5 separate regions of the Mus musculus genome follow, and regions 2, 3, 4 and 5 are each linked to region 1. The links are chromatin loops, found by intact Hi-C in ENCODE. Cell type or tissue: left cerebral cortex. All regions are shown on one strand.

What was found. A loop is a pair of places that touch in the nucleus more often than their neighbours do. Peaks named below come from ENCODE experiments on the same cell type or tissue, not always from the same donor. Only the 100,000 strongest peaks of a DNase experiment are listed, where the experiment ranks them.
Region 2: it touches region 1 in a loop (10-fold over the local background); 3 of 42 quality-filtered maps call a loop at or near these places.
Region 3: it touches region 1 in a loop (4-fold over the local background); 10 of 42 quality-filtered maps call a loop at or near these places.
Region 4: a loop joins it to region 1, with 6 times the contacts of the local background. A loop is called at or near these places in 27 of 42 quality-filtered maps.
Region 5: a loop joins it to region 1, with 8 times the contacts of the local background. A loop is called at or near these places in 6 of 42 quality-filtered maps.

What each region holds. Positions count from the first base shown.
Region 1 is chr5:117,491,117-117,496,116 of GRCm38, forward strand. The region is part of intron 1 of Ksr2 (kinase suppressor of ras 2); the gene reads left to right. Among named protein-coding and RNA genes, the nearest start is that of Gm42013, 9.3 kb to the left of the region's middle. In left cerebral cortex, CTCF peaks have their summits at 3,067 (motif pointing left) and 4,859 (motif pointing left); DNase peaks (open chromatin) are centred at 2,347, 3,031 and 4,142; H3K4me3 peaks cover 719 bases; H3K27ac peaks cover 985 bases.
Region 2 is chr5:117,356,284-117,361,283 of GRCm38, forward strand. Wsb2 (WD repeat and SOCS box-containing 2) reads left to right here and starts at 1,022. Exons shown (of 9, transcript NM_021539.5): 1 at 1,022-1,190. The coding sequence starts at 1,178. Gm42012 (a long non-coding RNA gene) reads right to left here and starts at 577. Exons shown (of 2, transcript XR_878716.2): 1 at 344-577. In left cerebral cortex, a CTCF peak has its summit at 2,633 (motif pointing right); DNase peaks (open chromatin) are centred at 161, 493, 1,011, 1,830 and 2 more places; H3K4me3 peaks cover 2,901 bases; H3K27ac peaks cover 2,970 bases.
Region 3 is chr5:117,385,503-117,390,502 of GRCm38, forward strand. Rfc5 (replication factor C (activator 1) 5) reads right to left here and starts at 3,521. Exons shown (of 11, transcript NM_028128.1): 1 at 3,415-3,521; 2 at 2,367-2,431; 3 at 1,220-1,356. The coding sequence starts at 3,476. Gm15728 (predicted gene 15728) reads left to right here and starts at 3,620. Exons shown (of 2, transcript NR_166496.1): 1 at 3,620-3,783; 2 at 4,652-5,000. In left cerebral cortex, CTCF peaks have their summits at 3,091 and 3,769; a DNase peak (open chromatin) is centred at 3,593; H3K4me3 peaks cover 1,578 bases; H3K27ac peaks cover 1,254 bases.
Region 4 is chr5:117,304,866-117,309,865 of GRCm38, forward strand. No RefSeq gene overlaps it. Among named protein-coding and RNA genes, the nearest start is that of Gm52828, 6.3 kb to the right of the region's middle. In left cerebral cortex, CTCF peaks have their summits at 326 (motif pointing left), 2,160 (motif pointing left) and 2,959 (motif pointing right); DNase peaks (open chromatin) are centred at 318 and 2,953.
Region 5 is chr5:117,413,566-117,418,565 of GRCm38, forward strand. It overlaps Ksr2 (kinase suppressor of ras 2), which reads left to right and starts at 437. Exons shown (of 20, transcript NM_001312914.1): 1 at 437-1,443. The coding sequence starts at 1,264. In left cerebral cortex, CTCF peaks have their summits at 505 and 2,192; DNase peaks (open chromatin) are centred at 111, 572, 1,232, 2,242 and 1 more place; H3K4me3 peaks cover 3,203 bases; H3K27ac peaks cover 2,390 bases.

The sequences.
Region 1 (5,000 bases):
CCTTTCTCAGTTGGCGTGGTTCAGGATGGAGGCACCAAGAGTGGCTCCCCACTGTCAGTGAGCACTTCCTTTACAACATGGCCCCTGGTGAATCCGTAAAGAGGGAGAGAATTACAGCATGTGTCTAGGGGATAGAGCAGGTGGGAGGTCATTTAGACTGATCAAATTGAAATTGGATTCAACTTAGGCTGGGGTGGTTTTTTAGAAGTTGGATGGATTAGGTAATGCATCCGCTGCCCTGAAGCCAGTGCTGGCCCACAGAGGAGCCGGTGCACATTTTGGGTGCCTCCTTGATCCAGAAAAGTTGGAAATGCTTGCAAGGGAGACACAGGTTAAGGTTGTTGTTGTTTTTTTCTAGACAGGGTTTCTCTATATAGCCCTGTCTGTCCTGGAACTCACTCTGTAGACCAGGCTGGCCTCGAACTCAGAAATACACCTGCCTCTGCCTCCCAAGTGCTGGGATTAAAGGTGTGCGCCACCACTGCCCGGCTAAGGTTGTCTCTTATCCTTCTTATTCCTGTCCCTGTAAGGCACTACTGACTGAGCGTTGTTTCCTTGCCCATCTGCATCAGTGTCTGCGTGTGCGTGCACGTGTTCTATAGCTCCTCATGGCTGTAGCTGCAGGAGTCAAGGAGAGGCAGGCTCTTCCACCACACTGACATCAAAAACAGCATCTTTGAGCTTCTTGCCTTTCCCAACTGTCTGGGAGCCTTGTTTAGCTGGAGAGAGAAGCCCCTGGTCCCAGGAGTCCCAGGGGCTTGGAGTGGAGCCCAGTGGGGGCTTCGTGTGTGTATTTTTAACAAGATCCCTGGGGTGGGGGTGCCCTAGCGAGCAGAGTCTGACACTCAGGGACAGAACAGGCTTGGGGCAGTTATGTCCCATTAGCTAGGCTCATGGCCTTGGGCGGTTCAGTGGTTACTCAGTGCCTCTGCTCTCTTCGCTCAACCCTTAAGGTACAAAGTATGACAATCAAATTTGGTATTAGTAAAGTGTTTATCCCAGTGCCTGGCACACTGTAAGCCTTATAGCTATGAATTCAACCATGACTAGATTATTTTTAAATAATAGTTGATGAATTAATAGCATGGTTATCAATAGACTAGTAGATACAGCAAGTATGTCAAAATCAACAAGTGTCAATTTTGCTGCAAATTTAATAGAGATATGGTTATATTTCAAACTCATGAATGCACGACTCTATATTACATTATAAGCATAACCATATTATGGCATCAGGCTGTTATAACATAAACGTTAATATTATAATAACATTGATGCTGGGGAATGTAGCTCAGTGGGTAGAGCACTTGCCTGGCCTGCATGAAGCCCTGGGTTCCATCCCCAGCACAGCACAAATGACATGAGGCGTTGCCACATCTGTATGTCTAAGCATACAGGAGGATCCAGAGTTCAGCATCACCCTCGGCTACATAGTGAGTTTGAGGCCAGCCTGGGCTACACAAGACCTGTCTCCAAAACATATAAAGAGTGTAATAATGTTCCTGGAAGAAATACCGGGGAACTGAGTGTCTATACTGTGAACCTTTGGCTCTTTGTAATGTTCCTTAACAGTAAGAGGAAAGATAGAGACAAAGTTGGCGCTGGAGATATGGCTTTGTGGTTAAGGGCAGATTGCCTGTATCCAATTCCCAGAATTTATATTGACCTGTTTACCTCTAGCTCCAGAGCTCTCTTCTGGACTCCATGGGGTGGGGTGGGAGGGAGGGAGAGAGAGAGAGAGAGAGAGAGAGAGAGAGAGAGAGAGAGAGAGAGAGAGAGGATGGAGGAGAGGGAGAGGGAGAGAAAGAGAGATGGCTGTCAGCTATCCTCAGCACAAATCAGTGGGCAATGGGATGTTCTACATCCCTTGACTGCCCCTGACTGACTGCACCCTGGGGTCCCCCATGCCTTGGGCTCCAGTCAGGGCAGAAGACCCAGGGTTCTCCTCAGCAAGGACCTCGCCTCTAGATGCAATAGACCCGGTTGTTTGAAACCTTCTCAGTCAGACAGTTCTCTCTCCTGTCAGCTGGCCCCTCGTGCAGGGGTGTTATGACAATGGTCGCCCTGGCAACCGCAGGATGGCCTTAGGCTTCTGGGTGCAGTGATTTCATTACCCAGGCGGGTTTGACAGCCTTAGAGCCTTGGCTACACGGCCAGGGATCCCGCCAGTCCTGCCCAGGCTGTACTTTGAGAAAGAACTCAGGGTTTTATTTCTGGAGGTCTGGTGGCCATTTCCAGCGATGTGCGTTTTGTCTAAATGCCAGGGAACACGGGCAGAAAACCCGCACCGGCTGATGGGGGTGTGGTGGTGGGGAGGTGTAACCATGGAAACCAGTAAACAAGATCATCCGTGATAAGGACGTGGGGGTGTGCGTGCGTAACTGGGTGGGCCTAATTTGGAAGGGAGAGCTCTGCAGGGTGGGAGGGTCACATCGCTGCTAGGATTGCCTCCAGATGATAGGAGCGACAAGTGCAAAGTCAGATCCTGTGGTTTCAGGCAGTTCGAGGCTGCAGGAATGGACTGTTCAAGGGCTGCCTGCATGCTAGCTGTATGACGTTGTCCCACACGTACCTCGGGGCGTGAAATGAGCCCCACATGTACCTCGGGGCGTGAAATCGGGGCGTGAAATGAGCCCCAGCCCAGGCTGGCTGGGAAGTTCACACAGGCTTGGAGGATCCAGGGCAACCCCTCTTCAGTGTTCCCCGCACCCTCCCTATTTTTCCAGACGCCTCTTTTTTTTTTAGCGAGATGTGACATGGCTTTGAGCAGGACCAAACCAAACGCCTGTGTATTTCCTACAGGTCTCTGTAGTTCGTCTTAGTTTAGGTACCGAGTGAAAAGTTTCCTGCTTAGGGATTTGAGACGCGGTTATTTTTAGAGCTGTCACATGTCTTGACTTTTAATTTTTTTTTTTTTTTTTTGGTGTGTGTGTTTATGCTGCTAAATTTACCATCGTGCTAATGCGGAATACAGTAATAAGGTGCGGGGGATGCTTGGTTTGGAGTCTGGGCCTGCAGACAATTTCCATTTGCTGTGTGAGGTGCCAGGCTTCCCTCTGGTGTGCAGATGGAGAATTGCACCCTAGGCTCCCTGCCTTGCTTGGAACTGCACCTGTGACCCTTGCAGGGCCTCAGAGAGTGTGCACCCTTGGACCAGCCTTGCTGTAATTTGAAGGTGGACCCTTTAAACTAATTTTTCCACATTAGCTCTGCGAGGACTTGAATTGAGGATGACCTAAAATTCAACTAGGCCACCAGGTAGGACGAGGCCACGGGGCGGGGCGAAGCCACCAAAGGTGTTTACCATGTGACTGTTTCAGTGGAGAAGCAAGGAGAGGACCCCAGAGAGAACATTAGATGTCCCAAGATCAGATCCTGGCCCTGCTTTGGTTGTGTGACTTTAGCGTGGGAGTCTAGCACCCCGGCCTTCATTTCCTCCTTTCTAATACACTTCCCATAATGTGACCCCTACATCAGCATGCCAACACATTCAAAAGAAGAAACATATAAGGAACCATTTAAAAATATAATTTAGCCGGGCAGTGGTGGTGCATGCCTTTGATCCCAGCACTTGGGAGGCAAAAGCAGGCGGATTTCTGAATTCGAGGCCAGCCTGGTCTACAGAGTGAGTTCCAGGACAGCCAGGGCTACACAGAGAAACCCTGTCTTGGAAAACCAATATATATATACTTTAGTGACGTTGAAGGATTTAATTATTATTACAGTGTTTTTCTATTGGTTACGTGGCTCAAAGCAAGGACCTCCTATACGCTGGCCATATGCTCTGCCACTGAGTTACACTTCGAATGCGAAAGGACTTAAAATTAGGAGCTGATGTTCACCCCAAGGGGACCTTACTGCTTTGCACACCCTCTACGGGGAAGATTTTTGTGCGGAGATTTCTGTGGGCAGTACTTCCGTAAAATACAACAAAAATGGCTCAGGAGAAAAGGAAACGGCCAGAGTAAGGCTGGCCTAGAAAACGGTCGGACTCGGCGGATACTTAAGGACTCTTGCCAGAGAGCTATGTGCCCCTAAATGCTCTCATCCCTGGGCTTCTCTGAAGGGAGCATCCAGGGGTGTGGTCTAAGAAGCTTTGCGCTTAAAACCAGCTCCCAGAACTGTGTGAGAAGGAAGGAGGAGGGGCCTTGCTGGCCTTAGCAAGCCCAACACTTGCGCTGTTACTGTTTTGTGCTAGTGGATTGTTGCTGGGTAAGAAGCCAGCGCTCGGCTGCCCGGGCTGACCCTTGGCTGTCCTCCCTTGGCTCTGACCACATGGCCTCTGACACGGTGGTTTGTGTTTGCAGTGTTGTCTTCCCACAGATGGATGGGGGTGATCAGCTCAGTTTTCTCCTTTCAGCCCACAGAATGGTACCCATATATTTAATTATGTGTGGGTCTCCCCACGGTGATTATTCTCATCTAGAAACCATGGGATTTCTGAAGCCTGTTAGCTTGTCTGCCAGGATGGAGAATCCCATGCTCAGTGAGTTAGACTTGGGTACTCGGGTTCAAGACTTGGGTGAAATTTGTTGGCCTTGAGCCTTGATGACCTTGGGCCAATGACGTAACTCTTCCGGGCTTCAGTATTTTTTTTTTTCATAAAGTGTGGAAGGTTTAAATAAATGATTGCTGGAAGGTGTCCATCAAAGGACCATAACTGACAGCCATGAGAGTGCCGTGTGTGACCGTAGTCTTGGGGAAGCAAGATTTTTAGGTAAATTTATTGTCATTAAACTGGGGCTGGAGAGATGGCCCAAGAGTTAAGGAAACTCACTGCATCTCAGTTCCCAGTGTCCGCATGTGGCTGCTTACAACCACCTGTAACTCCAGCTCCAGGAGATCTTATGCCCTCTTCTGGCTGCTTGAGGCTTCTGGATATAATGGATGCAGGCAAGCACATACATATAAATAAAATACATTAATACATCGAAAGAAGAAACTGACACTATCAAACCAGGCATCACTACACACATCTGTAATCCCCAAATTCAGGAGGC
Region 2 (5,000 bases), 130 kb before region 1:
AAACGCTAAGTGGAAGAGAGACGCATACAAAGCAAGAATGTAGAAGCAAGGTTCCTACCGTTCCAGCTCAAAAAACATGGGAGAGCAGACTTAAACCCATCACTTTTCCTTCCCTGGCTCCACATTACAAAGAGATCTATGACTCAAAAGGGAAGGAAATGGGGACATTGAACTTGGAGAAAAAAAAGTCCAGGCTGGAAACAGGAAAAGGGACTGGAGCGACCTTGAGTGTGGGTGGTGGGTGGGGTGGTGACAGGACACTACCAGGGGATTACAGAGCCCATGAGAAAGTCCAAAGCCAAGGAACAACTACAGGAACTACTTAAAACCCCTTTTCTCCTACCCTGGCTCCAAGTTAAATCCACCCGACACAAACAGGACCAGGACCCGAGGCACTAGCATCTGAGGACACGAAGAGGGAAATCTCGGGGTGTGTGGGGGTTAACCTTGACCTCCTCTCCCCTTAGTTCCTCCCCCTTGGCTTTCCCAGCATCCCTCCCGCTGGGGCCGTTGTCAAGGCCAGCATTTCAGCTCCCGCTGGGATCCCCAGTTCCCTGCCCCCCAGCCAGCATCATGACCCGGGCAGCTTCCCTGAGCCTCGAGCGAGCGAGCAGTCCCTTAGGTTTCTCCACGACACCCCCAGCCCTTGCCCGCCCCACCCCCATCTCTACTCGCTCCAATTTTAGGTTTCCACTTTGGATGCTCTCGGAGACCCCCAACCCCATCCTGCCCGGGGCTCCCCTGCCCCCTTCTCTGTCTGCTCTGCCCAGTGTTCCCCCCCACCTCGGGTCCCCTTAGCCCCGCTTCCTCCGGGCTCCGCGTCCCTTTAGTCCGGCGTTCCCTCCCCCCCCCCGCTCCCCGCCCCCCGCCTCCCGCCTCCGTCCCCACAGCTCGGCGTCCCCCTCGAAGCTCCGCGTCCCGCGCCCGCCGCCCACTCCGCCTCCGCCCCCGCATCCCCAGCGTTTCCCCTGCGAGCTCTCCGCCCCGGCCCCGGCCCCGCCCCCGCCGGCCGCCATGTGACGGGAAGCAGCTGATGGCCTCTGCGGGCGGCAGCGGCGGCGGCATTGGCGGCGGTGGTGGCGGCGGCGGGCGCGGCCGCGGCGGGGCGGGCGCGGAATGAAGGCCCACGGCCCTGGGGGCTGAGGCGCCCGCCGCCTGGGGCGGGCCGCGCGTCCTCATGGAGGCCGGAGGTGAGTGCGGCCGCGGCGGGGCGGCGACCGAGGCGGGGAGGGCAGCTTTGTTTCACTTTCGCTGTCAGCTGCGGCAGCCGGCCTCCTGCCACCGCGGGGACCGGCCGCCGTCCCTGAGCGAGCCCACTGGACTGGGATGGCTCCAGAGTCCCCGGGTCGCCTGCGCCATGGCCGGGCTTCTGGCCTCAGCGCCCATCGCGGCTCGGTAGTAGCTGCGGCCGCTGGGTGGGTGCCTGGGAACGGGGTGGGGCCCCGGACACTGCCCCGGGGTGACACGTAGGTCCCGACACCCTAGTGGGTGAGGTCCACAGCTGTCACCACGAAAGCTCAAAGTGAGAGCACGGGATGAACTTGCTGGCCGCCTGGAAAAGCGCAGAGATGCTAGGGATGGCTAGACCTGCAGCCCCTCGGGGCTTCTCCCTGGAGGGCTCTTGTCCCAGCGTCCTGATCACGGAATAGTAGCGTGGGTTGGGGACCTGGGGGAGGGGGCTGTCGCCACACTCCAGGGTCCCCAAATACCGGAGCTGAAAGACAGATTCCGTAGGGGGATTTTAAGAGTCAAGGCCTAGGGCTCAGACTTGTTCCGGTGAAGTTGAAGCTTCACCCAGGTCTGGAGGACTCGGATGCACCAGAGGGCTGGCAGGGCCGGATGGGGTTGTTGGAAAGGCAGGTGTTCCCTGGGGTGGTGTCCCCTTTGCATTTAGGAAATGACATTTCTTTGTTTGCAGGAGCCAGGCTTTCAGGGAAAGGTGTCGCGGCAGCTCCTCTCCCGGGTTTCCATCTAGATTAAAACCTTTCAGTATCTTCCCTATAGAATTCTGTTTAAATGGCCCCTACTGTTTTCTTCTGTGACTCTTTTTATAGCTTCCGTTTTCGTTTCCATTGATGCCTCAAAGTTGTATCTCAAAGCAATCTGTGACCAGACCACCTCCCCCCCCCCACACACACACTTTTTTTTTAAACCGGAATCTTTTCCAGTGCAGAGTTTTTCCCTAGTGATTGACGTCTGTGTGGTAGGCGGTGGGCAGAGCTGTTGGGAGCTACCAAGCTACTGTTAAAAAGGCCAGACACTAGGCCAGAGTTTTACTCTCTTTTCAAACTGAATAATGTCTATTGTAAAAGGATTACAGTAGAAAACAGTAGAACGGTGGTTACAATTAATTTATTCATTCAACAAATATTTATTATCTGGTATGTGCCGGGCACCCTCTGGGTCCTTGCTGGCCCAGAGTAATATAATAGCAATATGTAATTTAAACGTAGACACATTAAAAAAAGGCAACAGTTGAAATTAAAAAGGATAACGTATCTAAAATATTTCAAGTTTAATTTATGCCATGAAACAAAAATTATAGGAATGTTTTGGAGACGGAAGAATTTTTCTGTGTGGGCGTTTTAACTGCCAGTTTGTCTGCACCACGTGCTGCGTGCAGTGCCTGAGGGGGCCAGAAGAGGGCGTCGGAGCCTTTGTACCAAGTTACAAAGAGTTGTGAGCCTCCAGGTGGTTCTGGGGATGGAACAGCAAAGCGGCTCCTATGCAGCTGTAACAGCTGAGCCATCGTTACCGCTAAGGCTTTACAGTGTGGTGTGTGCTTTATAATTTTTAAAAACTATTCTTAGATTTACTTTTTTATATTTTATGTGTGTGTTTTGCCTGCATGGATGTCTGCACAATGCATGCACCTGGTGCCTGCAGAGGCCAGAAGAAGGCATCAGATCCCTCGAAACAGGAGTTACAGACAATTGTGAGCTACCATTTGGGTACTGGAAATCCAGCGCAGGTTCCTCTGCTAGAGTAACGAGTGCTTTTAACTGCTGAGCCATCTCTCCAGTTCCATGTATTATATTCTTAAAGATTGATTTGTTTATTTCATGCATGTGAGTACACTCTAGCTGTCTTCAGACACACCAGAAGAGGACATCCAATCCCATTACAGATGGTTGTGAGCCACCATGTGGGTGGGTGCTGGGAATTGAACTCAGGACCTCCGGAAGAGCAGTCAGTGCTCTTAACCACTGAGCCATCTCTCCAGCCCCGTATTATAGTCTTAATAGACTTCCACAGTTCAGGGGTTCAGTAACTGCTTATGGCTGGTGACTAGTGACAGACAGGCAAGGTGGTTTGAGGAGGAAATAGACCCCAGATGCATGCTAACCACAAACTCAACCCAGAATTCCCTAGTGTAAAGAAAGCTAAATGACTAAAGCTAAAGGACAGCGACTTAGTCACCCTGCTGAGTTAGCAATGTCACCAAGAAGGTGACATGGACACAGAGCGCTGATTATTATGATGGAGCAGCCAGTCAAAACTCTCCAAGCTGGCCTGGAGAGACCAGAGTTCAGCCATTAAAAGCTAGGCTCACAGCCAAAAAATATGAGAGTTTGGTTCCCAGCACCCACGGCTGGGCAGTCTCTCCAGCCACCAAAACCAACCAACCATCCAAACAAATCTCTCCAAGCTGACAGCTCAGCCTAGCAATGCAAAGATCCCTCGGCAGGAGGAAGGATTACCAAGCTTGCTGCCAGCCATGCTCCTGCCTCCACCTCTGTTAAAGGGGCTTTCCTTGTGTGGAAGAGGCTTTGATAATCCTCCTCCCGTTCTGCCTGTTGTACACATCCCTTGTTTAGTTGGGAAACCTGGAAGGGTTAGGGAAATGTCGGTCAAAGGTTACAGAATCTCCTTTAGCTAGGACAGTGACTACAGTTAATAACAGTTAGGTACTTGGAAACTGCTGACAGGTTTTTAAGAGAGTCCTCCCCGAGAAAAATGCGGAGAATGTGAAGGGGTGCGTACGCTCATTAGCTTAATTGAGCCCTCCTCTCCCTGTATGTTGGCTTTCCCACTTATCCGTACGTCACGTGGTGTCCAGAAAGTATGCGGGGCGTATTAATTTACCAAAGTCCTGACCCAGCCGCGGCGGGCCATGCAGGTACTGTCTCAGATGAAGCTGGATCCTCCCAGTTCTGCTTGGTTTGTTTGGAAGTGCTGTACGAATTACAGTTTTGTTTTCCAGTTGCCAAGTTTAGTTTGGGCCCAGACTCCAGGAGACTGGTGTCTTCTTTTAGAATCTAGATTCCTGACCTGAAATAGCAAAAGATGAAACCCCCCAGACCCCAGAAATAGAGTGTGAATTCTGGGCAGGGCTAGGGTTTGAGAATTCCAAATGAACAGTGGATGCCACATGCATCTTGGTAGTCCAATGGGCTCCACTTCCTGTGTATTTAAGAGGTATTGCATGTCTGTCACGAGTATCTCTTGGTAGCCTGACCGCTTGCTTTGGGAACAAACAGACAAGATTTGCTGCTGTGAGCAGACCTCCTAGTGCCTGGGGCGGGGCCGGGGGTGAGGCCGGAGGGGGGGGTGGGGGTGGGGGAGTGGTAATGACCTCAGTAGTCAGGAGTTCTAGAAAGGAATTAATGAGGAGTTGTGAAGGCCCTTGATTACTGCCTGGAGGGAGGAGTCCTTTGAGGCAGACACAATGAAGATAAGGTGCAGCCTTGGAGAGCTGGTGCAAAGTCCAGAGGTTGGAACTAACTGAGCTTAGTCAAAGGGGCCTGATCGTGCTGGAGCTGAGGGTAGGAACTGGGTAAGAGAGACTGCAAGCTAAGAAGTAAGAACAGATGAGAGGAGTCAGAGCAGGCCCCAGAGAGCAGTGAGAAGATTGCCTGGTAGGCCCGGCAACAGGTGCTGCTGGAGAGATTCAAGAAGTAGCCACGGGGCTGGAAAGGAAGGTTAGCGGAGGCTTTCGGAGACAGACTTGATGGGACTTGACTGTGAATTTGGTCTGGGCAGAGAAAGAAACAAGGGCT
Region 3 (5,000 bases), 110 kb before region 1:
CCCTGTGCCAGCTACAAGCTAGTGGCTGGAAGTGTCAGCCAGCCATTCAGGTCTAATGACAGCTAAGATACAATCATCAAAAACCCTGTACACAGCCTCACAATACCATCACACAACATCCTAAAAGGATCATCCACAAAAATGTAGGAAATAAACACGGCCTGGTGACCCTGACCCAGGACCTCTGCCGTGAGCAATTGATGTTAACTTTAGTTCTCACCACCTGCAGGCTACTGTGCTTTGAATAAGCCAAAGAAAGAACTCTGGACAGCAAGGGGCTAAGCTTCAGATCCACTGCCTGAGTCAAATGCTTTTCTTCTGATTGTGGGTCTTCTGTATTCAAGTTAGCCTTGAACTCACATAGCCTAAGATGACCGTGAACTTCTGACCTTCCTGCTTCCACCTCCTGCATGCTGGGATTATAGGTGTATAGTCTGTTTATTATGCTAAGGATCAAACCCAGGACCTTGTGCATAGTAGGCGAGCACTCTATCAAATAAGCTACATTCCAGTCCCTCAAATGCTTTTCTTTCAAATACAGCATTTAGGTTTTTGTAACCTAAGGGTATTAAGGTTGTCAGCCAAGGTCCCAAGAGTTCACAGACAGCATGGCTCAGAGCAGTAATCTAAGAAGATCCTGATGAAGAGACATTTTTAAAGGTGTTTGTCGAGCAGTGGTTCTCAACCTGTGGGTTTTGACCCCAAGGGGTGTCGAATGACCTTTTCACGGGTTGCCTAAGACTATCAAAAAAACAGATAACTGTACTACAATTCATAACAGTAGCAAAATTACAGTTGTGAAGTAGTAATGAACATAATTTTATAGTTGGGGGTCACCACATCATAACAAACTGTATTAAAAGGTCGAAACATTAGGAAGATTGAGAACCACTAGCCTAAACTAAAGAGATATGCAGTATTCATTATCACCACGAAATCTTAAGGGGTTCAACAAGAGCTGTGGGCAGGTAGAGCAGGCTGTGTGGGCAGGGTACAACCTCTAAGTTGGCCCCGCAGAAAGTAGAGGCTGCCAGGTGTTAATGCCCTAGCAAGTCTAAGCAGTATCCCCCATTTTGACACCCCCCAACTCCCCCCAAAACACACACAAGATCCCATTGGTCAAACACAGCCAGGACTCAGATGGTCAGGGAATAAAAGAAGGACAAAGGTTAAGTGTCTGGAGGTCTGAGCTGTTGTGGAGTGAGAGTGTCTCCTTCACCTCCAAGACCATGGAGCCAAATTCTTTATCTTTGTACAGTTGCTTGGCACAGGCCAGGATGGTGGATGTCTTTCCTGTCCCTGGAGGGCCATAGAGAAGTAGGTGTGGCAGGCGGTCTTCACTGATGAACTTCTGAACTGAGGGACAGGAAGGGGTGACATGTGTCAGTCTCTGGGTCCTACACAATCACCTTAGGACCTGGTTATGCTAAATCCAGATATGCTTCAGTTTTTCAGTGTCCTAGTCGGAGTAGACAGGGAGGGGAAGTCCTGAAGTCACACCACAGTTTGTCTGTCTGTCTATCTGTCTTCCACACTAGCTATCTTGGGAGGGTCTATTAAGTTGAGAGCAGAAGTTCTCAACCTGTCTCGACACTTTTAGGAGCTACATATCGCACACATACCCTGCCTATCAGACATTTATTTACATTATAATTTGTAACAGTACCAAATTCCATTTATTAAGTAGCAATGAAATAATTTTATGGTGGGGGGGGGTGGTCACCACAACATGGGGAACTGTATTAAAAGGGCCACATCTTTAGGAAGGTTGAGAGCCACTGGTTTAGAGGCACAGCCTCATTGGAGGAGTCAGGTCACCAAACTCGTGCCTTTGAGGGTCATACTGCTTGCTCCCCCACCCCTTTAGCTCTCTACTTCCTGTCCACTTTGGAGCAGAGTGCTCCCACTGCCACGAAGTTGTGCTCACCAAGGGTCTAGAGTCAACAGAGCCAAGCACTGTGAACCAAAACCTCTTCAAAATCAACCATCCCTCTTCTGTGTTGTCTTCTTGGGACATGGGGGGATTGGGAAGGTGCCTCAGTTAAGCCGGGTGCTCTTGCAGAGGATCTGGGTTTGGTTCCTAGCACCTACATAGCAGCTCACAACTGCCTACAGGATCCAGGGTCCTCTTCTGGCCTCTGGAGGAGCCAGGCACACAAGGTGCACACACTTTCATGTGTAAACAAAACACCTAAACAGTAAAACCAAACAGATCTTGAGACAGTTTGGTACACTATGGAGAAGGCGACACATGGCCGGTTCTATAAAGGCTCAGAGCATCCTCTAAGGGTCACCCAGCAGAGACATCGTCATCACGAAATGGACCCAACCCTCCACAAGGACAGCAGCAACAGACAGATACTTACTGGTACTCAGAATGTCCTGGTGAGAAATGAGATCGGCCAGGGTCTGTGGCCGGTACTTCTCAACCCTGAAATAGGATTCACCGTTAAGTTACAATCTATATACTCAAGCCATGTTCTGTTACATGCAAAGAAGCCCCTTCACATCCTAAGCAGCAGAGGAAGAGAAACCCTTCGCGTCTGAACAGAGCACTGGCTCTCACAACCAGGAGTTGTTCTGTCCCCCCAGGGGACATCGGTCAGGCCAGTTATCTGTATTAACTGTGCAATGGGTGTTAGCAGCATCTGTTGAGTAGGAGTCAGGAGGTTGCTAACATCCTCCAGTGGGCAGGACAGCTCCCCCTTGCCCCTCACCAACAGCGCTGAGACTGCGCAAACGGAACTCATACTCAAATACCTATAAGCAAGAGAACGGGCAATCCACTTATGATGTGGCTTTCAAGAGGGAATCGAGTGCTGAACCATGCTACAGAACAGAAAACCCTTGAGTTCGAGAAGCCAGACTCAAAAGGCCACACGGTCTGTGACTCCAGTCCTGAGAATTTAAATACCGTGTGGCCTGAGACAAGTCTTCCTCCTCAGGATAGACCAGAAGAAAAGAAAATGAAAGCATGGCTAGGCTTGCTTCATTTAAAACACCGCTAAGGTGCTGTAGGGCCATTCAGAATGCAGGCGCTGGGGCCCTGGGTGGAAGATCAGGTCCCTGCAAGTTGTCCTCTGACCTCCACCAGGGTGCGCTGCTACGGTCCCTCCCCCGCAAATAAAGAGGGGATAGAGTGCAAGCGCTGAATTCGGACACGAGTTCGAATCCAACCAAGCCTACCCACTCCTCCGTCCTCGGAACCTTTCTAAAGAAACCCAGGATCAATTTATTAGGGTCATCGGAGCGCAGAGGCGATGCTCGAGGACCCCGAGGATGGCTAAGCTGAGCTCAGAGCCCGTTCAGGTATGGAAGCGGAGGAGCGGCTGCGGCGCCAAGGCCGGGAGCGGGGAAGGATCTGCAAAGCTCCTAGGAGGAAGAGCGGGAAGCGGGATGTGGGGCCGCTCCTACCAGGGCAGGTTCCGGGCCCGGGCCGCCGCGGGCCGCTGCTGCGAAGGCGCGGCCGCCGTCATGACTGACAGATGCTGCGGGTCCCTGCCACTGACCCGCCGCACTCGGAGTCCGCGCGCAAACCAACCCTCGCGAGGCTTCGCCTCCGGCTTCCGGCTTCCGTCCCCCGGCCCGCCTCCTCCCCGTTGCTAAGGTGCTGGTTGCTAGGTAACCCTAGGCGCCGGCCTGCAGCGGAGTTACCGCCTGAGTCGGCTGTCTCAGCCTCCTCGCACGAGGTCCAGGGTGACCGCGCGCTGAAGCCAGAGCCACCGCGGGCCTCACCAGGGCCCGATCCTGTCAGTGCAGGGGCAAGCCGCAAGGAGCAGCAAGGTGTGTGGTCAGTGCAACCTCGGTTCCATAACCAGCAACACACACACAGAGACACACGTACATATACAGGTATGCACACAGTTACAAATATACATATACATACATCCCCATTCACATACATATAAACAGATATACGCCTGCACTCACATACACATACAGATACATACACACAAGTATACACAAATACACAGTTAATACGCATACATACATACATACATGCATACATATATACTCACATATACATGTATATCACACACATATATATACACACAGAACATACACATTCAATCATATATACACATAAATACAGTTACATATATACACATACATGCATACATATATTCATATAAATACATACAAACATTTGTGTTTTATACACACAAATGCATTTTCTCCTACAGTAAGAGGATTACAGACCAATTTTATTTATTTATTTGTTTGTTTGTTTATTTATTTATTTGATTAGTTTTGAGACAGGGTTTCTCTCTGTATCTTTGGCTATCCTGAAGCTCACTCTGTAGGCCAGGTTAGCCTCAAACCCAGAGATCCACCTGCCTCTACCTCCCAAGTGCAGGGATTAATTAAATGTGAGCTTCACCGTTTGCCTGGTGACCAATTTTATTTTCATCTTTAGCTTTTACTTTGAGCCAGGTATGCCTTTAATTCGAGTACTTGGGAGGCAGAAGCAGATGGATCTCTGTGAGTTCAAGGTCTACAGAGTGGCCTCTAGGACAGCTAGGGCTACATAGTGAGACCCTGTCTTAAAAACTCGAAAGAAAACTAACTTTAATTAATTTGTGTGTGCCTCGCTGCACATGTGGAGGCCATGTGCATCAATTTTCAAGAGTTGGTCTTCTTTCTTATGCAGACGTCCTGGGAATCGAACTTAGCTGTCAAGCTTGGCCGTTTGAATCGCAAGATCATCCTTGACTGCATATCCAGCTCATGGCCAGCCTGGTGGTGTACTTAACTACCTTTGGAGTCAAGCAGCTGCCATCTGGGGGAGTTCAGCTGTGTCCACTTACAAAAGAATTACCTTAGCTGGACTTTTTGACCGTTTACATCCCCTCACGGAAGACCCTCACCTGAGTATCCACTGGCTCCCTATAATTTATTGTGTGCAACTCTGCCTTAATTGCACATGGCTTGCCTGGAGGGCAGGGGTGGGGGGAGGAGACTAGAGTACTCAGATTAAGAAAGACTAGGAGAGAGGTCTT
Region 4 (5,000 bases), 190 kb before region 1:
CACTGTGCAAAAGTGACTTTCCAGTATTTAAGGACAGGAGGGCCTTCCAGGAGTTCTGAACAATGGATCAAGGACCGTGGGATAGATACATTTTAGACTATCAGAGCCTGGACTGTGTGTGGTTCTTGGCTTTTCCCACGAGCTGTGACCTTGAAAGAGGCATTGAGTAAGTCTTGGCCTTCCCTGAATTCTCTGGACCACAGTGGCTATTGGCTGAACGGAAATCTCTAAAATTCTTCTGAGTTTTATGCATCTTGGCTGGATCTTTATCAGATGGCTTTGGTGGAGGGATCCGAAGTCCACTCAGGGCTGAGAGCGCCACCTGGTGACCAAGTTTGTAAGTAAGCTCGTCTCTTGGTTCTAGATTCAGAAAGCATGGACAATTTTTCTTACTTTTATCTCTGGTCCTCTCTTCCCCTTGTCTGATGGCTAGTCTTGGCGGTTAAGGTCACACAGCTCAAACCTGAGGAGGGAATTTCGACTGAGGAACTGCCTCCATCCTACGGCACCTGGGCACATTATGGTGCGTTTTCTTGATTAACTGAGGTCGCAAGGCCGAGTCCACTGTGGGCGGTGCTATCCCTAGGCCATGGGCCTAGGCAAAGCTAATACGCAGGCAACAGAGTTCCTTGGCCTTCTGCTTTAGTTTCCTTCCTTGGCTTCTCTCAATGATGGCCATCAAAGCATAAGCTGGAAAAAATCCATTCCGCCTCCATTTGTGACGTCATAATGGTCACCATAGCAACCAAAGAAAACTAGAACACTTTCCTTTTTGTGTGTTGTTTTTGTTTTGAAAGTGGTTAATTAGCTTGTATTGCCCTGAAATTCCTGATCCTCCTGCCTCAACCTCCCAAGAGCTGGGGGGCAGGGAGGGGGGAGGGTCGTATGATGTAACATGTCCCACTGAAACACATTTATAATTCCAGTTTAGACCTGCAAGGACTGGTTTTTGTTTCTTTGTTGTTTCCGGTGTGTTTTTTAAGCTCCTTGAAATAATTGTTGTAAGTATATCTTTTTGTTGTTGTTGTTTTTTTACTTTTTAAACAACCTTATTATGTGTGTGTCTGAAGGGGGCGCAGTCTGACCTTCTGAAGCTGGAGTTACAGGCGATAAGGAGTTACAGGCAGTTCTGAGCTGCCGGATGTGAATACAGAGAACCAAACTCCAGTCCTCTGGAAGAGCATCACCTGCTCTTAACCAGGGAAACCTGTCTTGCCAGGTGAATTTATTTTATCACAGTCTTACAAATGCTATTAAGGTGCAACCGGTATGTAGCTCTTTAGAAATTGTTAATTTGTTTTCTGATGGTTTTGCTTGTTTGTTTATTTGTTTCATTTTTTTTCCCACATGGTTTCTCAGTGTAGTTCTGGCTGGCCTGGAGCTCACTCTGTAGACCTTGAATTTAGGGTTTCACTTATCTTTGCTTCCTGAGTGGCATGGATTTTAAAGGCATGTGACACCAAACGTAACCTTTAAATTGTTATTTTGAAACGGCCTTGCAATGTAGCACAGGCTGGCCTCAAATTTGGACTCCTCCTGCTTCAGTCTCCTCCTGCCTTGGCCTCCTGAGAATCTGGAGTTACAGGGGTCACCAGCACTCCAGCCCTGATAGCTTTGACAAGTTAAATACAAGAAAGAAAGAAAGAAAGAAAGAAAGAAAGAAAGAAAGAAAGAGAGAGAGAGAGAGAGAGAGAGAGAGAGAGAGAGAAAGAGAGAAAGAGAGAAAGAGAGAGAAAGAAAGAGGAACAGAGGAAGAGAAAGAAAGAAAGGGAAGGAAAGAAAAGAAAAGAAGGAAAGGAAGAAAGAGAAAAAGGAGGGAGAGAGGGAGGAAAGGAGGGGGAGGAGAGGGAGGGGAGGGGGAGGAGGGAGGGTAGAGGGTGGGCAGTCAATACCAGAATGCTAAGCACAAGATACCAGAGAGTAAGACTGTTTCTGGGAATGGGAGACCCAACAGTAACAAGCAACAAGATGTGGTTCCGTTTCTTTGTGCACAGTGTTTATATCTTTTCAATAGTTAACCAAAGATCTATAAGACACAATAAGATGAGTGCCTGAGCTGAAGAGGTGGTTCAGCAGTTAAGAGCATTGTCTGTTCTTCTAGAGGTCCTGAGTTCAATTGCCAGCACCCATGTGGTGTCCCACAACCATCTGTAATGTTATCTGATGCCCTCTTCTGGCATGCAGGTGTACATGCAGATAAGCACTCATTTACATAAAAATAAATCTGAAAAAGGAAGGAAGAAAGAAAGAAAGAGAGGGAGGGAAGAGAAAGAGAGAGGGGAAGGAAGAAAGGAAAGAAGGGAGAGAGAAGAGAAAGAGAAGAAGAAAAAAAAAAACCCGAACAATCAAAAAACAGCCCTGCCAGATGGCTCAGCAATTAAAAGCTTGTACTGGTTCCCAGCCCCTCAACTCCCTGTAACTACCAGCTCAGAGGGATCAGACCACAGACCACACCTCTGGACTCTGTAGGCACTTATACACACACACACACACACACCACTTAAATATTAAAAAAAAAAAATTAAACAAAACCAAACTAAAAATTCGTTATTCGTTGGGGAAATACAGGACCCCAGCGATTTTGTTTTATAAACAGATGTGAGGCTGTGACAGCTTGGGAGTTTATTTCCCCTCTCTGTGCTTTCGTTTCTTCACCTGTAAAATGGGGATCAAATGAGTGGCATTTAAGATAGGTGCCGTTGTGCCCAGTAAAAGAAAATTCTACCTTCTTGCCCCTGTCGGTTTCTCTGTTACTGTAACAGAAGACACCACGGCTTATAATGTAGAAGAAGCACATTTGGCTCACAGTACTGATGCTTGACCAGTCCATGAGCATGGGTCAGCTTCCAGAGGTTTCCATTTCCTATCACACCTCTCAAAGCTGGAGGTGGAGGGAAGGGGGAGAGGAGGGCTGGGGCTGGGGCTCAGCCACTAGAGGGCGCTGCCTGACACTGCAGGAACTGCATCTGGAGCTGCAGCCATTCCAGCACAGAAGGGAGTAAGAAGATCGGAAGTTCAACGTCACCCCTACTATATAGCCAGTTCAAGCCAGCTTGAGACATATGCCCGGCAGGAAACAGGACGAATAGAGTGGGAAGGAACGCGTGCACACAGGAATAGACTCACCTCGTATCAACCTAGCCTCAAGCTGACTAACTCTACCTAGACTCTGATTAATCTAGTGACATAAGCCCCTCCTACTAAAACAACACCGGAGCCGGGCGAGGAGGCACTCGGGAGGCAGAGGCAGGCAGATTTGTGAGTTCGAGGCCAGCCTGGTCTACAAAGTGAGCAGACAGCCAGGGCTAAACAGAGAAACCCTGTCTCGAAAAACCAAAAAACCAAAAAACAAACAAACGGGAATAAAGGCTTCAGGGAACTTGGGAAGATACACCCAAACTCTAGCGTGTGCTATGAGGGATGTGGGAGCTGGGGCTAACATCAGGACGCTTCCTCTGTAGGTTCCAACTTTGTGCACCGTCACTCCCCTGAAAACAGGGTTTGCTGTTAAGAGGCTGGTCCGGTCAGCCAGATAGCTTATGGGGTTCCTAAAATCACATAAAAAAATGAATGAAAATATGAGAGTAGTATTTTTTTTAGTAATTTTTATTCTATGTACACTGGTGTTTTGACTGCACGTATATCTGTGTCAGAGGGTTAGATCCCTGAACCGGTGCTGGGAATTGAACCTGGGACCTCTGGAAGGACAGCCGGTGTTCTTAACTGTTAAGCCATCTCTCCATACACACTTTTGTTTTGGTTTTGGTGTTTTTGGTTTTTGAAGACAGGGTTTCTCTGTGTAGCCCTGGATGTCCTGGAATTCACTCTGTAGACCAGGCTGGCCTTGAACTCAGAAATCTGCCTGCCTCTGCCTCCCAAGTGCTGGGACTAAAGGCATGCGCCACCACTGCCCAGCTAATCCACCTCTTTTTTTTTGGTTTTTCGAGACAGGGTTTCTCTGTATAGCCCTAGCTCTCCTAGAACTCACTTTGTAGACCAGGCTGGCCTGGAACTCAGAAATTTGCCTGCCTCTGCCTCCGGAGTGTTGGGATTAAAGGCATGCGCCACCACGTCCGGCTAATCCACCTCTTTTAAGATTTATTTTTATGTGCATAAGAGTTTTGCTTGGTGTACATCTATGAAGGCGTCAGATGCCCTCAAACTGGAGTTATAGAGTGTGGGGAATTGAACCCTCAGCCTCTGGAAGATCAGGCAGTGCTCTTAACCACTGAGCCAACTCTCTAGCCCCAAGCATAATATGATTTTTGTTTGTCTGGTCTGGGTTTGTTTTTAGATTTCTCTGTGTGTGGTTTTGTTTTTGTTTATTTATAAGACAGGGGTCTCAGTGTAATTCTAGTTGACCTAGAACTCATTCTGTAGACCAGGCTGGTCTAGTCTAGAACTCACAGAGATCCTCCTGCCTCTGCCTCCTAAGTGTTCATATTAAATTATCTTTTAAAAGATTTTTGTCAATGTAAATGAAGAAAATACCTAATTAAAAAAAAAAATGTTGTCACCGGGCATGGTGGCGCACGCCCAGTCCTCTGTGGTTCTGGAGAACTGCTGTAGCCAGGCAATCGGTTTGATTTCAGAGTGAGTATGTATTGTTGAACTAAGGTCTTGTCCCCTTTGATCTGACTGGGATAGCTGTGTTGTACCTGTTGGAGGCATAGCAAGGCCATGCGCTACTGTAGGGTCAGCTCCATGGGGGGTGGGAGTGGGGCTAACATGGAATCTTTTCTTTGGGTGTGAGGGAGAAGTTTAGAAATTAAAAGGCAGGATAAAATGTGAGTATGTGGATAATTAGGAGGAAAGAACTGATCCAGTTCAGGAGCCGGAGTGGGAGGGGACTAAAGCCAGAGTCAGAGTGGGAGGGACTAAATGCCAGTACACAGGAGGAGGCTTGTGGTTGAATTTTTTTCTGGTTCCTATGATTTGGGGCCCCATCGCAAACCAGTTAGGATTTGTTGGTGTGGAAGCAGCATCTTTGGAGGAGAAGC
Region 5 (5,000 bases), 78 kb before region 1:
GCCAGGAGAGCTGCACAGAACCCTGTGAGCTGGGCGCGCACCTGCTCCCGGGTCCCCGCGCACCTGCTGAGCCGCGCTCCGGCCTCGTCTCGCGAGATCCGGGCTGGCGTAGTGGCCCCCACCCCCACCCAGGCCACCGAGTACCTCTCCCCGCCCCCGGGCCGGGCCTCCCCGCCACCTTGGGGACCAGCCCGGCCCCCCTCTTCACCCCCACGGCATCGTAGCGGCTGCGCTCCGCACGCAAGCCCCTCAGTCCCAAGGGACCCCGCCTCCCCGGCTGGAGGGTGGCCCGGCGGGCAGGTGCACGCGCCGCCTGCCGCCAGCGGGTCCCAGGCGCGCCCAGAGTGCGGGGACCCGGGGACCGGCTGCGCGCACGGCGCCTCTCGGCGCTGCATCCCTCGCTCCGCTCCGCTCCCCACCCCGCCCAGTGATTGACAGGCAAGATGTCGGTGTGGAGCGAGGCAGGAGCGATTTCAGCAGCCGTCCCCCCTGGAGCCCGGCGGCGGCAACAGCAGCAACGGCGACAGTGGCAACAGCAGCAGCAGGAGCAGCAGCAGCAGCGTTGTCGCGGGGAGCAGACCGCAGCCAGCCGCAGTGGGCGCCGCAGCCGCGCCAGCCGTGCGCACAGCATCCCGAGAGCGCGCTGAGCGCGGGGACCCGCGGACCATGCCGTGTCACCGCGACCAGGAGGGGGGCAGGCGCGCTCCTTTTTGACATAAAAGCCAGCCCGGCCAAATAGATTTATATACATATAATTCCGCCCTTCACGGAGCCGGTGTGCGAAGCGTGAGCTCTATTTCCCTCTGCCTCCTCCTTCCACTTCTCCTCCTCCCCTTCCTCCTCCTCCTCCTCCTCTTTCTCCTCCTCTTTCTCCTCCTCCTCTCTAAGTGTACAGACTGCACCCTACCACCTGGTTGGCTTCTGACAAACGGGCATCTCTCCCTTTTTAGGGACCAGAGACACAGAGAAAGAGAGAGGAGAGAGGAGACAAGGGACATTCTAATGCAGACTGCCTGATACTCTCCCCCGCCCCAAATAATAATAAATTTTGGCTCTTGTCCCCTCCTCCACCCCCCACTCCCCTCAAGCTTGTGTGAGATGTTGGGTTTCTTCAGGAGACACCGCTGAGAAGTCGCAGAGGTTGGGGAGGCGTAGGGGGGGTGGGGGTGGACTCCCTCTACCTCTACTCCTTCCCTCCCCCTTTTTTTCTTTCTGGGAGGAGGTGGAGGAGGAGGAGGGGAAGGGGGGGTTGCAGAGCAAGCGATGGATGAGGAAAACATGACGAAAAGCGAAGAGCAGCAACCTCTGAGTTTGCAAAAAGCCTTGCAGCAGTGCGAGTTGGTTCAGAACATGATCGACCTGAGCATCTCCAATCTGGAAGGGCTTAGGACCAAGTGTGCAGCTTCCAACGACCTCACGCAGAAGGAGATCAGGACCCTGGAGGTAGGTGTTGCCTGGGGTGGGGGTGGGGGGCAATCCTTCCATTCCTTCCCCTTCTCCAGTCTGTCCCCTTTCCCTTTGGGATTCTGTGTGTTGACGGAGGGCCTGGGAAGGGGGGGGGGGGCTAAAGCAGGTGGGCACGAATGATGCGCTATGATTTATCACCTGGCAAAGCCAGCGCGGCTGTCCCTCCCTTCCCTTCCCAGTGCGGCTGTTGTCTGTGCTCGGCCGGGTGGTGGTGGTAGCAGTAATAATTGCTGTTCCGTATTTATTATTATGGGTTGTAGCTGTTGCCATGATTATTCTTTTCTTGTGGGAAGAGGGAGTTATTATTGTTGTTATTATTTATTATTATTATATTATTATTCTCATTCTCTCTCTCAGATTTGTTTACGGGGGCTTGAGTGCTGGGTGCTATGTTAAGGAGCTGCAGGGAACCCACGTGACCTTGTGCGTTCTGCAGGTGGTCAAAGGTGGTTTTGCCTGGTTAGATGGGGCTGCTTAAATGAATTCAACCTTTTGCTCTGTGTCTCACCCCCCCCTTCCCCCAATCTACGCCTTAGAAAACCAGATGCGTGAGAAAAAAAAAAATCCCCATTTCTAAAACAATCGTTTGATGTGTGTGTGTGTGTGTGTGTGTGTGTGTATGTGTATGTGTGGGGTCTTTGCAGGCCCAAAATGTGTAAATGTTACGATTGCCTGGAGTGGTTCTTGCACTAGGTGGCGTGGGGAAAATGCTCTTGGGCTGCCTTGGTGAGACTTGGAGGATAGGGGTCCAGGAGACGGGAGTTTCGTTTGGCTCATTTGTAGCATCTTCTCTCCAGCAGAACTTGAGGGGAGTTGGGAGCAGTTTGCTAAGAGAGGGTGGTAGGGATGGCTACAAAGTTACCACCAAGAAATGGAAGGAACTGTTTTCCTTCAAAGGCCATTTTCCCCTCTAGGGGATGCTTTCAGGGTTTTGTGAAAGACCTGGTGTACCGAAATCCTCCAGCAACCTACCTTGTTCAAAATGTCAGAGGGATTCAAGCAGCCCCTTCAACCTCCTTCCCTCGAAGGCCCAGCTGTCCACATTGCATGATTTAATTTGGGAATTCCCACTAGCTGGCATCTGCCAGAGAGTGGTGGCTGTGGAGCCCAGAGCAAAGGAGGCTTCCCATTGGTATGGCCATGTATCCCGGAGCTGGCTGCTTCGGTTGGCCTCTGGCTTGGTTTGTGAGTTCCGGAAGCCTGAAGTGTTTCATCAGTCCTGGCTGATGGGGTCATCTGTATGAATGCACCTCTTGGACTCATTTGTCAGGCCTTTTGTTTCTCCTCCATGGTTTTAAGTTTGACCTGATGTCTGTATTGGTGCAGGAGACTATGGTTTGGAAAGAGGAGTTTGTATGTGTGTGTGTGTGTGTGTGTGTATGTATGTGTGTTTAAATACGGCGCTTGCTGCCCTTGGCTATGTATCTATGCTCACCTGTCAAGCGGGAACATGAGCCCAGGGATGAAATAAGATAAATGTGAATGTGGGAAGGGTGTTGGGAGGCCCAGGCATTGCCTTTCTCAAAGGAGAGAGAGAGGGGGGGTTGACTAACGATTGCTGCTGGATGAAAAGGTGTGGGCTGTTGTTAGCCTAGTCCTTATTTCTGCACAGGGGCCCAGGACAGATTTGGATTCAGAACTATACATGGGAAAGCTCATACAGGCCCCTGAGGGCCACCACCTCCACCATGTCTCTTCTCCTGTCATCAGCAAACCCCAGTCTAGGCGGACGATTACAGTCTAAGTTGCTCAGAGTTTCCTTCTGTTTCTTGCTATGGTGTTCTGTCCTCTGTTCGCTGACTCCCTGGAGAGCAGTGATTAACAGAGCCAGGCACTCTGTGGCTGGGGATGGAGCCCAGTGGTGGAACACTTGACTTTTGTAGTGACCTGGGTTCAATCCCCGGCACTTCTGCAGACACATACACAAACAACGGGCACCTGGTTCAGTGATATCTCTGCAAGATGTCTTGTATTTGAAATTAGGGGACAAAGGGCTGATGTGCTGGTTGGGAAGTTCGAGTCATAGGTTATCGTAGTTAGGGTTCCTATTGCTGCAATTGAGACACCGTGACCAAGGCAAGTGGGGGAGGAAAGGGTCTAGTTGACTTATACTTCCATAGAAATATATCAAAGGAGGAAGTCAGGACAGGAACTCACACAGGGCAGGAACCTGGAGGCAGGAGCTGACGCAGAGGCTATGGGAGGTGCTGCTTGCTGGCTTGCTCCTCATGGCTTGTTTAGTCTGCTTTCTTTTTTCTTTCTCCTCCTCCTCCTCCCCCCTCCTCCTCCTCCTTCTTCTTCCTCTTCTTCTTCTTTTTAAAAGAACTATTTATTTAGACCTCTGGAAGAGCAGTCAGTGCTCTTAACCGCGGAGCCATCTCTCCAGCCCCTCATTCTGCTTTCTTATAGAACCCAGGCCCACCAGCACAGAGATGGCAGCACCCACAATGGGCTGAGTCTCCCCCACCCCCGATTGATCACCAATTAAGAAAATGCCTCACAGTTGGATCTCATGGAGGCAGTTGCTCAACTGAGGTTCCTTCTTTTCAGATTACTCAAGCTTCTGTCAAATTGACCTAGTAGCCCACACAACAGGAAGCACATTTTTTTTTCTGGATCTCACAGTCTTGAGGGTACCACAGGACACACCAACACTTGGTCCACAATGCCCAGTGACGCTTCTGGAGCAAGCATGACAGTTTCAACTGCCTAGCTCCCCAGGACCAGGGTAGAGGAGAGGAGCCCTGGAGAAGGTATGGTTGGGCCAGACTTCATGTTTGCAGTCACCAAGCTTTTGACCCTCCCAGCTATCTGATAGCCTGAAGCCTCATGGTGGTGCTGACTAAAATGTGGGTTCCCAGCATCTGATGGCCACATTCGAATTTAGCTGAAACTGGAGAGAGGGTCCAGGATTCTGCATTTAGTATGCAGATGGTGTACTTCTGTGCGTAGTTTTTCTTTGGCGGTGCTGGGAATTGAACCCAGGACTTTGTGAATGCTAGATGAGGGTTCTACCACTGACTGTATCCTCAAGCCCCAGACCTTGTGTTTCTGATTAGGGACACTTTGTGAATTACTAATCGAAGCTGGGTGTGGCAGTGCACACCTGTAATCTTAGCACTTGGGATGCTGGAATGGGGAGGAGGGAACATCCAAGGCCAGCGTGGGCCACATGGTAACATTGTGCCGCAAATTAAAAAGGAAAAGAGAACTGTATTGTAGCTCAGTGGTGGAGGTCTTGCCTAATATAGCATGTTTAGCCCCCAAATTCTGAAAAAGACAAAAACAAAACCTACCAGGAACAACAACAAAAATCAACAACAGAACCCTGAATCCATTAGGGCATAAATGTTTCATTAGCGTTCCAGCTACTTCTCTGTATCTCTGTATCTCTCTCTCTCTCTCTCTTTCTAGCTATCTATATTGGTTTTTTGAGACAGGGTTTCTCTGTGTTGCCCTGGCTGTCCTAGAACTCACTCTGTAGACCAGGCTGGCCTCGAACTCAGAAATCCACCTGTCTCTGTCTCCCAAGT